2 separate regions of the Homo sapiens genome follow, and region 2 is linked to region 1. Evidence: chromatin loops called from intact Hi-C (ENCODE). Cell type or tissue: HepG2. All regions are shown on one strand. Links, peaks and the distances in the headings refer to the core of each region. The heading gives the core; the rest is flanking DNA. Region 1 overlaps RGL1 (ral guanine nucleotide dissociation stimulator like 1). Region 2 has its middle 70 kb from the start of RGL1.

Region 1 (2,820 bases), core at 25-2,524:
GTTGCCAGAACTGCATGCTATTTACCTTTATATGTCTAGTACCTTGCACAGTGCCTGGCACATAGTACCATTTAGTTAATATGTAGCTGAATAAGTAGATGAATAAATGGAAAAGACAGCCATTGTGTATGTGCTAGTAGCATAAAAATACAGGATACACAATTACATTTCAAATTCAGATAAATAACAAATAGGTTTTTTTAGTATGCATAGATCCCAAACATGGAATGGGACATACTTATACCACATAGTATGTAATTATTCATTATTTCTCTGAAATTAAAATTTCACTGGGCATCCTGTAATTTATCTGTCAACCCTAACCTAGCAAAAAAGTGACTTCCCACCCAATATTAGGTTAGCACAAAGGTGATTGTGACAAGTTTTGGTTTAAGTTTTGTTAAGTTTGCCACTATTTTTAATGGCAAAAGCCATAATCACCTTTGCACCAACCTAATAAAAGTTCACACAAGGCAGAACCTCATGTTGAGCTTGACATCATGGGCCCTAAAGTATTTTCTAGACTTTACCTTAACATCTCTGAGTGTCCTGTGTGTAAATAGTCACTGTAGTACTCAGGTGTATTGGCCTTGTCATGTTCTGCTGGGTGTCATTACATACATGATTTCTGCTGAGAGAATGATGCAAATTTTGTTGCATGGCAAAGAAATTTATGCAGTTGAGTAATATGGAGAGATGAGCAGAGCTTATTTGTGAGTCAGCTTGTGGGTTTTCCTATACAGGTGGAGTATCCTTAATCTTAAAACCGAAATTCAAAGTGCTCCAACATCCATGCTTATTGCAGTGTTTTGCAGTTTGGATTTTCAGAATGGGGATACTTGAATGGTAAGTATAGTGGGAATATTTCAAAATCTGAAAAATTCTGAAATCCAAACCACTTTCAGTCCCAAGAATTTGAGATAAAAGATCCTCAGCCTGTATTGTGGTGGTTTGTTGTTGCTGGATAGTGGTTGTAGGGCATATGAAAAGGAAGCATAAAACTTACTTTTGGTGTTTGGGGATGAATGTAGGGATTGGGTGTGGGTTTTAGATTTTTGGAGGGAGTTAACAGCTGGAATAGTACTCACTATTTACTTTGCTGCTCAGGCCAAGATGCCTGAGAACTGATATACTGAAGAGTGATCATGGTGTGGAGGACTCCATACTGTCTCCATCCTAATGAGGTTGTTTGCTTAACACGTTCCCTGTTAAACTATCAGATGACTGAATTATTATTTTGATTGAAGGGACTTTTTTTTTTTTTCAAATTAGAAACACCCAACTGGTTAACAGTTTATGTTTTAGAAGGTGAAAGAGTTTATTTTTCCATGACTGGAAACGGAATTGAAATATGGCATCTTTCATCTCTCACATGCCCTTTTTCCTCTCCGTCTCATGCCAAAATCGATAATTATGGAAATTACCTGGTAGGACACTTGGGCACAGTTTTAGATATTTACCCCATAGGACTCAGACATGTTCTCTTAGAAAAAGCTGGATTCTAAAGGCACAAAGATCAACCAAAAAAACAAACATGAAACATTTTTGTGGTCACAGTACCGTGATCTTGTCAGTAAAGCGACGGTCTATGATTAAATCCAGATTGAGCTGTTTCCTGTTAGCGTGCTAACCCACAGGACAGGCTCAGGCCTCCGTGTCTTGCTTTCTAAGTCTGGGTTATTAAGCACTTGTCTGACAAGGGTTCCACCCCTTTCGTCTTCAACTTAATAATTCAAAGTTACTAAGATAATATAAGCAAAAACAGGTCCTAAAGTCTCTTAAAACACTTACAGACCTATAGGAATCTTTTCTTGCAAAAATGAAACTTTTAACATTTTAGCTTCTCTTGTCGGGCCATATGGCAGAGTATTTTTTGTGTTTCCCCTCTGTACAGTTTCATTTCAAAATAATTTCAGTGGTAAGCAGATCATTTTAAGTTTTTGTTTCATAAGAAATGTACTCTATTTGAATGTTGGCAAATTAGAAGTCATCAGATCTTTCCCCTGCCATAATAAGCAGGTATTAGGATATTTAGCAGTTCTACAGAAAATGACATTAAGCAAATTCTCTGATAACTTAACATGCATTGTTATTTTGTGTGAGAATGATTGTAGGCACAAGAGCAATTCTATACTTATTTTATGATATTGTCATTGATGTTCACTTTGAAAATTATTTTTTAAATCTAAATTTTCAAAATATTTTATTAGTCTTCTGTTAGGTCATATGTGGTTCTTCCTAATGCACAGATGCAAACCCTGAGGAACAAATACTGTTAAAGGGACTTACAGGAATCATGTATGCATATTGAAATTTTTTCCGAGTAAGAAAGTACTGAAAGAGAGGGGCTGGGTTAATGAGAAACATAATTCCATTCCCAAGGGAGAACCCTGGCTTTCTGCCAAATCTCTGCTTTCTGGCAGGAAATGGGACCCACTTCATCAGGTCCTTTGACAAGCATTTTTCTCTGTGTTTGAATTTTGGGACACGTCAATACTCGGTGAAAAAATAGTTCTTTTAAATAATCATCACTTTTGATAAGAAGGATTTAGAATTAAAGTAGAGTTTCCATTGTAAGTAAAATAAGAATCGTCAAATTTCAACATTGTTTGGTAAGGGAACACTGTTATTATCACAAGGCGAGGAAGCTTGATTTAAATCAGAGTTTGACTATCCCTAACCACTGAGAAGCCATTCCTTTTATTGTTGTTAATATTTAACATTGAAGTATATTTTCATGTTTTTTTTTGTTTGTTTGCTTTTGAGATGGAGTCTCGCTCTGTTGCCCAGGCTGGAGTGCAGTGGCACAATCTCCAGCCC
Region 2 (2,820 bases), core at 274-2,773, 110 kb before region 1:
AGCTAATCTAGCAAACTGGTGTTTTGGTCTTCAACACTAACTAGATCATTATTATGTGACACTAATTAAAGGGTCTTCTGTAATGGGATAAGGTGTTATCTGATCAAATGAAGGAGGAATGATATTTGGCAGTATATGGTATATGTGAAAATCATGGTGTTCTTGCTACTTAGAGACTGTGAGAAGGGATAAGGATTGGCTTAGAGCCAGCTCACTCTACATGCTCTCCCAGAAGTGTTTTCTTGAAAGAGTTTTTCCCCATTGGGACCTTCCATTTTCCTCTGGCTTAGTAAAGTGACTGTAATTAAATAGATTCAATTTCTGTTTATGGTGAAGTAAAAGATTGAGAACAGATTGCTCTTTAACCTGAAATGTGGAAGGGCTAGTCGATTCGGAAGCTAGTTAAAATGATTTTGTGTATTAACTGGTAAACTCAACAGATTTTTTCCCCTGTGAATCTAACATTTCTAGATCTTTGCATTCCTCCCGTGAGAAGTCCACCTCTGAATCCTTTCGAGAGCTCAGATTCCTAGGAACTCAGATTTTTGAACATCTACATGATGTTATTTTGTAAGTGGAACACTGACTATTAAAGGATAGCAGTGGAGTGGAGTGGTGAGGGCACAGCTCTGGGTCAGGATAACTGGAGAGAAACCCTAAGGCTTATTCCATAATCTCTCTTGATTTGAGCTTCTGAGGATAAACTGAGGCTTGTAACATGCTAGCCCAGTATCTGGTGTAGTAAATATTGAATGCACTGTGGTGGAGAGGGTTGTGTTGTCAATGTTGCTGTTGTTATTGTTGAGACCTAAAGGATTGCTATGATCTAAATCAGCTTAATTTCCTTCAACTTGATAAAAATTAGCCTGTGACTATTGAACTGGATGATGCTCTCCTAATGGTTTTTGCATTTTGCCTTCATTCAGCCAGTTAAAGCTGGTGTTTACAGAATTGTGAAACATTTGAGCCTGGGACAGTCATGTGATTTACAGTTTTGTCTTGTTTCATGCTTTCCAGCAACATAATTACTGAACTTTTTATCGTAATAAAAATATAGGCAATAAAAAAGGCAGTCCCCTGGAATTCCCTCTATCTCTCTTAGAATGCTAAAGGATATTTTTTTGTGATCTCAGCTCTGTTCTGTTAAGTATCCTCTCCCTTCCCCACGTCTGTCTTTGCAGATTTGTGACCAGACGGCTGCACTGAATGGAGACTAGGAAGGGAGCCCAACTGTTTTCCTTGTGTTGGCCCTCTGTGCCGAGCAGGGATTGTTGAGCAAAGCAGGGATTGCTGAGCAGCGTTTCTCCAGGGAGGGTCACAGGGTAGTACAAACCCACTCTGGATTTTTCTTTTTTTTTTAATTATTAAAAACTTTGGCCAAATACTATCAGTAAGGGGGAGAAAGTATGTGGTTTGAAGACCAGTTGGACCAGTCTTTTAAAATATCAACTGGAATAAAGCAAGAATGCCTTACACTTCTTTAATTTTCTACATTTAACAGGAGACAGTTGCTCCCAGAGTCACTTCTAACTCCACAGACAGTATTGTGCAACCTTGCTCAGCATTTGGAGACACTATATAATTAAAATTCCTTTGAAAATGGTTGCCCAATGATTGACATTTATTCCAAAATACATTATCATGTTGAATGCTTAATTCCTTCTTCCAGTACATTTTCTTTAATAAAAAAGTAAAAATCTATTTTTTAAAAGGGTGATGGAGTTTTGTAAAAAATTGAAGCAGTGTAACAAACTTATGTCTAATCTTGCTCTTAAAGAGCTGGCAGGCTAGCAGGGGAGACCAGAGTAAGTTATGGAAAGCAAAAAAAGCAATACTCAGGATATAACTGAGTTGCCTTATATAGATAGACTTGAAATGCTGCTGAGATTCCAAAGAGGAAGAGATAATAGGAATCTGTTGCTCTCTTACCTCCTAGTACATTGACTCATACCTCCACTTCAAACACAAGCAACATTTAGTATTACTACGAAATTATCTAATGGGCTTCCTTTCTCAGGGCAGTAGGAATCTGTCTCTCTGCTGTGGCTTTCTGGAGTCCTTCCCTTCTGATGTCTGTCTGTGCCCCAGTTTCCATTTTCATATGGTCATCTTTGATTCTGGATAGCTGCTTCTCTCTGTGTTCTCAGAAGAAATAGACTAGTGAGATCACTGTCATGCCCCCTCCACAATTAGGAGGCTGTATCTTGAGACCTTCTTGGATCCCACAATTTGTAGATATCACAATAGCAATCATGGTTAGAGAAGTCTACCACCAAACCAGGAGTTAGATGCTAAGGATGGGTGAGCATGTCCAAATAGCAGCTTTAAAAAGCCTCAGCACACTTACAATAGACTACATGTCAGAGTTTTGGGTTATCTCTGAATAGTCAAAACCCCGATATTATATACATGTATGTAAAGAGGCTATTTTAATATCATACTGTTTGTTTGACTTTTGAGTAGTGAATGCATAATATGGGAATAAGTACAATACGTGAGTGAAACACCGAAATCACCTTTCACTGTTTTGTTTAGTAGTTTGGAGCCTTCAGTTCTTCTGGAAAAATAATTCAATGCACATTAGTTTTGCTTTCTACATTTGAGGGAGGTGAATGCTTTACTTTTGTAACTGTAAGAGGTCTCAGCAGTCTTGTAGCCTATTCATATTAAAGATAAGGACACTGAGGCCAAGAAAGGTGAAATGGCTTGCTTAATGGTTACACAGAGAATTAACTGTAGCTTCATGATTTTAACTCAGGTCTTGTGACTAGAATTTCAGTGCACTTTGCATTAGGCAATTCTGAACCTTTGAGTAAAACT

The links. A loop is a pair of places that touch in the nucleus more often than their neighbours do. Peaks named below come from ENCODE experiments on the same cell type or tissue, not always from the same donor. Only the 100,000 strongest peaks of a DNase experiment are listed, where the experiment ranks them.
Region 2: a loop joins it to region 1, with 2.2 times the contacts of the local background. A loop is called at or near these places in 1 of 110 quality-filtered maps.

Annotation. Positions count from the first base shown.
Region 1 is chr1:183,841,082-183,843,901 of GRCh38, forward strand. All of the region lies in intron 2 of RGL1 (ral guanine nucleotide dissociation stimulator like 1), which reads left to right. Among named protein-coding and RNA genes, the nearest start is that of RGL1, 37 kb to the left of the region's middle. RefSeq lists an enhancer at 707-756. In HepG2, for the core only: no CTCF peak of the experiment used is centred there; DNase peaks (open chromatin) are centred at 1,520 and 2,400; H3K4me3 peaks cover 1,104 bases.
Region 2 is chr1:183,733,720-183,736,539 of GRCh38, forward strand. It overlaps a transcript of RGL1 not described here. Among named protein-coding and RNA genes, the nearest start is that of RGL1, 70 kb to the right of the region's middle. In HepG2, for the core only: no CTCF peak of the experiment used is centred there; no DNase peak of the experiment used is centred there.